Linked DNA regions of Mus musculus: region 2 is linked to region 1. A link is a loop called in an ENCODE intact Hi-C map of the cell type or tissue named here. Cell type or tissue: heart. All regions are shown on one strand. Links, peaks and the distances in the headings refer to the core of each region. The heading gives the core; the rest is flanking DNA.

Region 1 (4,390 bases), core at 224-4,223:
TAAAACACCAAAGTTTTATTAAGACTGGAGAAATAAGATGTACAATCCTGGGCTTAGTGTAAGGTATATCCAATCTACTAACACAAGATAAAAAACTAGGTTACAAAGAGACAACTGTCTTGTTCTGTCCATCCATCTACTCATAAAAACATTTATCATGGGCCATTCTGTGCCCAGCCCTGTGCTAGAAAGAGGCTAACAATGAGCATGAGCTGGGAGCCTATGTTCCAGTGGAGACACATCAGTGAGCAGGCCAGTCAAGGCCACAGAACCTGGATTAAGGACAGGAAACAAATTTTTAAAAAAGATTTATTTTATTTATATGAGTACACTGTAGCTGTTTCCAGACACACCAGAAGAGGGCATCAGATCCCTTTACAGATGGTTGTGAGCCACCATGTGGTTGCTGGGAATTGAACTCAGGACCTCTGGAAGAGCAGTGGGTGCTCTTAACCACTCAGCCATCTCTCCAGCCTAGAAAACCAAATTTTAATGAAATGCCTTTTCCTTCTCTCAAACCCTCCCCCTCAGCTCAACTGCTGCTGCTGCTGCTGGAATGGTACAGTGAGGTGGGGTTACCTGAGCCTCATGATCACATCTTAGGAGCTGGAGAGATGGCTCAGTGGTTAAGAACACTGACTGGGCCGGGCGGTGGTGGCACACACCTTTAATCCCAGCACTCGGGAGGCAGAAGCAGGTGGATTTCTGAGTTCGAGGCCAGCCTGGTCTACAGAGTGAGTTCCAGGACAGCCAGAGCTACACAGAGAAACCCTGTTTCGAAAAATCAAAACAAAACAAAACAAAACAAAGAACACTGACTGCTCTTCCAGAGGTCCTGAGTTCAATTCTCAGCAACCACATGGTGGCTCACAACCATCTGTAATGGGATCTGACGCCCTCTTCTGGTGTGTCTGAAGACAGCGACAGTGTACCCATGTAAATAAGGTAAATAAATAAATCTATTAAAAATATATACAAAAAGCAGCAGTGCACCGTTTTGTAAAAAAAAAAATAAATAAATAAATAAATAAATAAAATAAAAAAATAAAAAAGCCTTTCAGACCCAGGCATGATGGTACACACTTTTAGACTGAGGCACCTACCTGAGGCCAGTCTGGGCTCAACCTAAGACAACCCTGCCTCAAAAAACAAAACCAAACACACACCATCTCAGATCAACACCTCTAAGCAATTTCAAAAGAATGACCAGTTTGCCCCAGGAGGACAGAGCTGACACATTTTATCCTCCGTGGCCCATTCTGTGTACCCATGCCGCTCCTGTCCCCACCCATTCCCACCATTCCCACTGAGATGAACTGCTCCACACATCCACAGCAGCTCCTCACATCTACTTACCACACGAGCTCACTGCTGGACCAGGACTCCCTTATCCCTGATCTCAGTATGAGCAACCCTGACTGAGAAGGCATGCAGTACCTATTTGCTGAAATTAAATGGATTAATAATAATCAGATGTCCACCACGTCCATGTTTATCACCAGCCTTATGTTTGTTGTTGTAACAGCCTGCCTCGCTTTCCCCTTCCAAGAGCTGCAACTAGGAGCATGCACCACCCAAGCTGACGTTTCTAAATTCAGACATGTACTATGATGGTCTATATACTGAGTTCTGGTTCTCGTCCAAACAAGGCTACATAGTAAAACACTGTCTCAGAAAGCAAGCCAATGTCACATTGACTTCCTACCTCAAAGGAAAGGAGAGAAACAGTAAACACTGAGTCAAACCTGCTGGAAACAATAAAGACATTGGCCCAGTTTAATCTTCTTTTTAATTTTATGTGTCTAAGTGTATCAGGTGCTTACAGAGGCCAGAAGAGGGCATTAGATCCCCTGAAATGAAATGATACAGGATTATAAGCCACTGTGTAGTTCTTAGAAATTAAACCCCCATCCTCTGGAACCAGTGCTCTTAACCAATGAGCCGTCTCCCCTTAGCCCCATTTTAACTTTTTTAAAAAAAGACAAAAGTAGTGATTAGAATAGGGAAAAATAGCTGGGCGTGGTGGCGCACACCTTTAATCCCAGCACTCGGGAGGCAAGGGCAGGTGGATTTGAGTTCGAGGCCAGCCTGGTCTACAGAGTGAATTCCAGGACAGCCAGGGCTATACAGAGAAACCCTGTCTCGAAAAACAAACAAACAAACAAAATAATAGTAATAATAATAGGGAAAAATAAAATGTAAAAAAACCTACCCTCCAAACCCTCAGTTAAACCTATGGCTCCCATCAATAGCCACAAGTGGCTTCCTAGCTCCCCCACCCATTTTCTTCTGACTTAGGCCAACTTGTCCTATTAAGGTCGTGGATCACTGCGCTGCCAAATCCCAAATCCCATAGTCACCTCTACATCTGTCCCTCAGCACTTGCTATGTAGCTCTGACAACCTGAGTTCAAGCCTACGTAAAGGTGAAAGAAGAGAATTACTCCACGGATGCTGTGCTGTGGCTCCCCAGGCATGCATACTTAGGCCCAATACTTAGGGAGGGAGTAGAGCCACCTGCATCCCTAGAGCTCACTGGCCAGGCAATCTAGCCAATCAGTGAGCTCCAGATTCAGAGACACATCTTTAAAAAAACATGACTTACAAAGGAGACTGAGACACTGAACCTTGACCTCTGGCCTGCAGAGGCACTTACACATCTACACACACCTATAAGAAACACACAGGGGCTGGAGAGATGGCTCAGTGGTTAAGAGCACTGACTGCTCTTCCAGAGGTCCTGAGTTCAATTCCCAGCAACCACATGGTGGCTCACGACCATCTGTAGTAGCATCTGATGCCCTCTTCTGGGGTGTCTGAAGACAGCTACAGTATACTCATAATAAATAAATAAGAAACAAAGACACAGATAGCGCGTACACACACAAAAGCCAAAGCTATGCTTCTATCTTGCTTAGGCCATTATTATTCTGGACTGTCTGCTCTATCAGCTAATCACCACCATAACTACCACACAGATCTTGGACCCGGAAGTTATATGTATGACCTTGACTTGGGGTCAGCATGGGCACAGATGCAGCAGAGCAGAAAGCAGGTGATCCTTATTAAGCTTCAATAAACATCTGGTAAGAATAATGACACCGGGGCCTGTAAGGCGGCTGAACAGGCAGAAGTACTTGCTCCCAAGCTTGTTCCCTGGCTCCCAGAAAGCAGCGGGAAAGAACCATTTCTAGCAAGTGGTCTCTGACCTCCACATGCATGCCATGCCACGCCATACACCGTGTCCTGTCCATGTCACCATAAAAAACAGCTGACACGCCGACACAGCCTGTAACTGTAGGGCAGCTGCGGGGACGATTCAGATCTAATTATTTCCTGGCTTCACGCCACTGTAAGGAAGTAGTTCCACGCATGAGGCCAATCAGCATTCAAGTATAAAAGGCACTATGATCTGCCTAAGGAATGCCTGTGCACAGGGCAGGTTTACTCAGACCAGAAAAAACAACCTCGTCAGCACTCAAGGGATGGACTCTGGAGAAAACGCCATCTCATGAAGAGGAGGTGTCTGGGCCAGCTTCAGACTTTGCCCAAGAATAGAGACAGTAACAAGTGTGCTGGATAGTTTCAGCCATCTCAGAGGAGAACCCCAATTCAGAAAATGCCTCCATAAAACTGGGATGGAGGGAAGCCTGTACTGTCTTGATTGATTGTGATTGATGGGGGAGGGAACAAGCCTTTGTGGGGGTCCTGAGTTCTATAAAAAAGCAGGCTGAGCAAGCCAGGAAGAGCTAGGTTCCTGCACTGTTTGAGTTCCTGCCCTGACTTCCGTCAGAGATAAAGCATTCCCTGGAAGTGTAAACTGAAATAAACCCACGTTGCTTTGGTCATGGTATTTCATCGGAACAACTGAAACCCTAACTAGGACAACCAGGGACAAGGAGGTGCCACCAAAGTACCCAGAAGCAGGGCTGCTGCCTGGGATATCAGGAACCACACCAGGGCAGAAAGCCCGCACTGGTGGCCCTGGCGGGTCCAGAAGGAGTTTGCCCCAAGGGCTACAGTCTATCCTCTTTCAATGGGCGGGCGTCTTTATTTCCAACACCCTAGCCCTCCCACAGCACACGAGGGGAAGGGCGGGAGGGAGAGAACTGGTGCCTTCACCCACGTAAGGGTCCTGGACTCTACAGTTTCCTTGGGTTTTCTTCCTCAGGGCGGTGGGGTTTCAGAAGGGGCTAACCAGGAAGGTCACTGTCTTCTCTTTCTCACATGAAAACTTTTGGCTGAGCAGGCAGTTGCCCAATGACAACTGTTTCTCAGCATTCCCAACAAGTGGCCAAGGCTCTGCCCAGAGAGAGGCAACCAACCAAAGCTATGTGCAACATCTAGGCTGTGCGTGACAAAGTATGACCTCCTTCCCTCTCCTCTCTGAC
Region 2 (4,390 bases), core at 117-4,116, 70 kb after region 1:
ATAAGGCCTCACCCCTTCCCTCCCCAGGGTGCACACTATTGGCAGTTAATGGTAGCTGGAGAGGGAGTCAGATTTTTCTTTGGTTGTAGGCACTGGTAAGGCGCCTTGCTCACACACCTCCTCACCCCCCATTTATGCAGGCAACATTAATTAAAGCCTCTAGGCCACAAAGAAAACAAAACAAAAAAAAGTCATGGAAGTTGGGTGGGATGTGTTGGGGAAGAAAGGTTTTGAGGTGGGAGAGGGGGTAAGGCAGTACTGCGGGAACACGATCAACAAACATTTATATATGCCATCCCCTTGTGTATGAACTTTTGAAGGAATACGTTTTTAAAAGCATCCTTCTCACCTGAGTCCTGCTCCACCTTATTAGACACTGTGCTCTGTCCTGCAGTGCTTTTTTCTGGCATGGGGCTCATCTGGCTGTCCAAAGTGACCTGCCCAAGACCAGATGCTAAGCCAACAGTCTGAAGCTAGCCCATAGGTCCTGCTGGTTTCCTGCCTCATTTACACACCTGGGCTGACTGAGTCCGCCCCAGCATTACCACTGTGTACCGTCAAGCATCTCACAAGATGACCTAGCTGCCATTTCTACATAAAATGTCTGCTGCACATCATAACCACGCAAAAAGCATGCCAAGACTAGCCATCATAGAAGTTGCTTAATGAGTGCTGAAGAAGCGGGAAACGATTGGTCAACTGATACCACAGGATCGCCATTAAAAACACCTTCATACGAAGGAGGAGTGAGTGTCTACACAATACTCTCAAGATTGCTACAATGACTTCCTATAAACCTCGGATCTTATAAAATAGGGACATTAGAATCTGAGCCGATGACACCGGCAGAAGTGGACATTGTCAAAAGAAATCGCTCATCTCAGCAAAGTGAAGCTTCACAGGAAAACAGTCGTGCAGACCTAAGATCTCACCAAGATCAATCTATACATTCTTTACGTTGTGGGAACTTTTGGATAAAGAGAATCTCTTTATGGGTTACAACAATCTTTCATATTACTACAGCCAATTATTTTGTAGAACATATAGCCAGTGTCTGAGCCTCACTCTGCTGCTGTGACAAAACACTCTGACCAAAAGCAACTTGGGGAGGAAGGGTTCTTTTGCCTTATACTTCCAGGTCAGTCCATCACTGAAAGAATTGGGGCACGGGCTCTAGGAGGAACCTGAAGCAGACACTACTGAGGAATGAATGCTGCTGCCTCCTGGCTTAAACTCAGTCTGTAGACCAGACTGGCCCTGAACTCAGAGATATCATTCCATCTCTGCCTCTTTAGTGCCAATGCCCAGCACCTAGGAAGCTGGCTTTCTTATACAGCCCAGTACATCAGGGTGGCCTCGAACTCAGAAATCCACCTGCCTCTGCCTCCCGAGTGCTGGGATCAAAGGCCTGCGCCACCACGCCCGGCTTAACTATGAACTTCTAACACCCCCCCCCCTTCAACTTCACAAAGGCATCACTGTAAGCTATAACCTTTCGATTTCTTGTCTCCAAAGTCCCTGTTAACATTATAAAACAAAAGCATAGACCAACTTTCAAAATTCTCAGTCTTTCAAAATTTCAAAACTTTTAAAGTTCCGAGTCTCTTTAAAAGTCCAAGTCTTTTAATCATGAGCTCCTGTAAAATCAAAATAAGTTTCATACTTTCTAATCCCAAAAGGGCAGAACCAGAGAATAGGAATAATCACAATTAAGCAAACCCAGAATCCAACAGTGTAGCTCAATATCCGACATTTGGGACTCAGGATCTGGGTCCCAAAGGGCTGGCATAGCCCTTTCTCCACTCAGCTCCCTGGTAACAGTTTACAGTCCACTCAGCAGCAATTTAACTGGTTCTCAAAGGCTGTGTGGGCTTGCTCTTTCCCAGATTTGGAAACGACTAAAAGGGAATGTCCTTCTCAGCACTGGCTTTCCCCCATTGCCTCTCACCCACATCCCTCTAAGTTCATGGGCGTCTGCTCTCAAGAAATCTCTAGAGAGGAAGAATCCAGGCCACCCCAAGTGGGGGAACTGACCTGCACCAAGGTCACAGGAAAGTTACCAACTTTTTGGTTCCAAGAACTAAAGGGCAAGAGTTGACTATGAAGAGCTGGCCCCAGGGACCGTTACAAAAGTCTCTAAAGGCCCAGCCATTGTGCATTGTCCCTTGCTTGGCAAAGTACGGGTCACCGGGCTAACGCTCGCACAGGCTCGTCTCCTAGGACCTCGGTGGGTTGCTTACCAGGCCTTGAAGGCCAAACGGCCCTAGTCCTCCAGGAGACAACCTCGGCCCGGACGCCAGCGCAGGGAACACCGCCGCCTTGCTCTCATTGGCCCCACACAGCCGGAAGTGCGCGAATCCAGCGGAAGTGCTCGCTCCATGCGGTCCGCCAGGCCGGGGAGTCAGGTAGGCGGGGCCCCTGGTTCCAAACCCTGGGATCCGCTAGCGGGCGGCAGGCGGGGATCGGGAGGGCGAAGGAGGTTGTCCTGTTTTCCGATCAGGGAGGACGGAGAAGCGTTTCGCAGGCGTAGGACTCCCCGCCTCCTCAGGTGACCACCGGGCCTGCTGGAGCCCGGCCTTGGCGGGACCTGCACACCTCGGCGGGAGCTTGGAGTTCGTCTGTCCGCGGGGAGGAGGCCGGCATCCGAGCGTGCGGTCCGGCTCTGCCTTATTTTTGCTCCGGTGGTCCCGGGCCCGGGCTTTGCTCACCTCCGTCCCTGAGAAGGTGTGCTTTCTGCCCTTGCCTTCTCGTGCGTCTGAGTTGGACAGTTTTCCTCAAGCCGAGTCCCGAGTGCTGTGGCCTCACCCAGAGGAGACTCGGCAAAAGCTACGGGAGGCACAGCCCAGGGATTCAGTGGCCTCTCCCGCGTCTTCCTAGGAATGGAGAACGTATTTCAGTTACAGTCTGCTTAGCGGGAAGTGATCTGGACAGCTGTAGGCCAAGTTCAGACACAGCAAATAAAACTCTTAACAGTTTTACCTTGTTCTAGCCAGCTCCACCCCAGGAGGTTTGAAGTTTGAGCCTCCGGTAAACTTTATGACAACTTCGCTTTCCTCAAATTGATGACACTCAGAGCTCCGACAGTTGGCGAGTTTTGAGCACCGTGCACGGGACAGGATACTGGAACCCCGGTGAGCGTGAATGAATATATTCCACTCCAGATGACAGTGTTGGCCATTTCGGCAGTCTCAAAGGAAACGCATCACTTTTATTCAATACTAGGTGGTGCCAGTGAGTCAAATCTTTCTGGTCTAAATCTGTAGTGTGGTTAAAGTTTTTTTGTTGTTGCTTTGTTTTTTTTTTTTTGTTTTTGTTTTTTTTTTTTTTGTTTGTTTGTTGTACAAGCCTTTATTTTTCCTTAAATTTATTCAGAATAACTTTGCCTTTTGAGACTGTATTGCAGCTTGGGAGTGCAGTCTGGCGTAGCGTATATGTAGCATTCTGGTTCCTCCATTTCCCCCAAGAAGAGATAAATTTTTGTGTTAAACAGTAATAACTTACTGTGCAGGGGATTTATCTTAATGGTAGAGTCCTTGCTTAGCAGGAATGAGCGCCTGGATTCAATCCCCTGTTCTGGGGGAAGAAAAACAAGTCTGGGCATGTTAGCACATACCTGTAATCTTAGAAAAAATATGTTCTTTTCATTTTACATTTTCATAATTTACTTTTTTCTTTTTCTTTTTTTGGGGGGCGTGGTTCTAGACAGGGTTTCTCTGCGTAGTTCTGGCTGTCCTGGAACTCACTCTGTAGACCAGGCTGGCCTCGAACTCAGAAATCTGCCACCCAGCATTTTAGATTTTCTTAATTTTGAATTGCACCAATATGTTGAATCTTCCCAAGTAACCAAATACAGTGTACTCATGTGGGCTTATTGTTCTTACAGTGATTAAAATGGCTTCCAGAGGAAAGACAGAGACAAGCAAACTAAAGCAGAATTTAGAAGAGCAGTTGGATAGACTGATGCAGCAGTTACAAGACCTGGAGGAATGCAGGTAAGTTATAACTATATGTTCTCACTCCGTAAACACTTGTTTGTACGAAGAGAGGTCAGGCTCCGTGGATGCAAGCCTGAAGCCCGCGTGTGACTTTGGTCTCTTCTGTAGTATTTTACAGCACTTGGTTTGTAGAAGCAAACTTGTCAAGCTCTGTAGTCATAAAGCCTCAGCTATGGAAGACTTAAAATACTTAAGCTCCTGGAAATAATGTTTCCTTTGTCTTTAGTATTTTAAACAGCTTTGCCTAGTATGAACTAATTGCTAAAAATACTATGATTAGGCTGGGGACGGGGGTAAGGCTCTGTGGATGAGTGGGTGCCTAACAGCTAGAGGCTCTGAGCCCAATGCCCAGCATCGAAGAAGAAGAAGAAGAAGAAGAGGGACGGGAAGGGAGG

Evidence for each region. Hi-C counts contacts between places; a loop is a spot of excess contacts. Peaks named below come from ENCODE experiments on the same cell type or tissue, not always from the same donor. Only the 100,000 strongest peaks of a DNase experiment are listed, where the experiment ranks them.
Region 2: it touches region 1 in a loop (1.9-fold over the local background); 1 of 42 quality-filtered maps calls a loop at or near these places.

Annotation. Positions count from the first base shown.
Region 1 is chr4:149,412,620-149,417,009 of GRCm38, forward strand. All of the region lies in intron 1 of Ube4b (ubiquitination factor E4B), which reads right to left. Among named protein-coding and RNA genes, the nearest start is that of Ube4b, 12 kb to the right of the region's middle. In heart, for the core only: a CTCF peak has its summit at 1,825 (motif pointing right); a DNase peak (open chromatin) is centred at 3,312; H3K4me3 peaks cover 244 bases; H3K27ac peaks cover 939 bases.
Region 2 is chr4:149,482,869-149,487,258 of GRCm38, forward strand. Nmnat1 (nicotinamide nucleotide adenylyltransferase 1) reads right to left here and starts at 2,342. Exons shown (of 5, transcript NM_133435.2): 1 at 2,241-2,342. Tmem274 (transmembrame protein 274) reads left to right here. Exons shown (of 6, transcript NM_001366402.1): 6 at 395-471. The coding sequence ends at 471. It overlaps Lzic (leucine zipper and CTNNBIP1 domain containing), which reads left to right and starts at 2,398. Exons shown (of 7, transcript NM_026963.6): 1 at 2,398-3,131; 2 at 3,884-3,992. The coding sequence starts at 3,892. In heart, for the core only: CTCF peaks have their summits at 2,371 and 3,212; a DNase peak (open chromatin) is centred at 2,353; H3K4me3 peaks cover 2,410 bases; H3K27ac peaks cover 1,550 bases.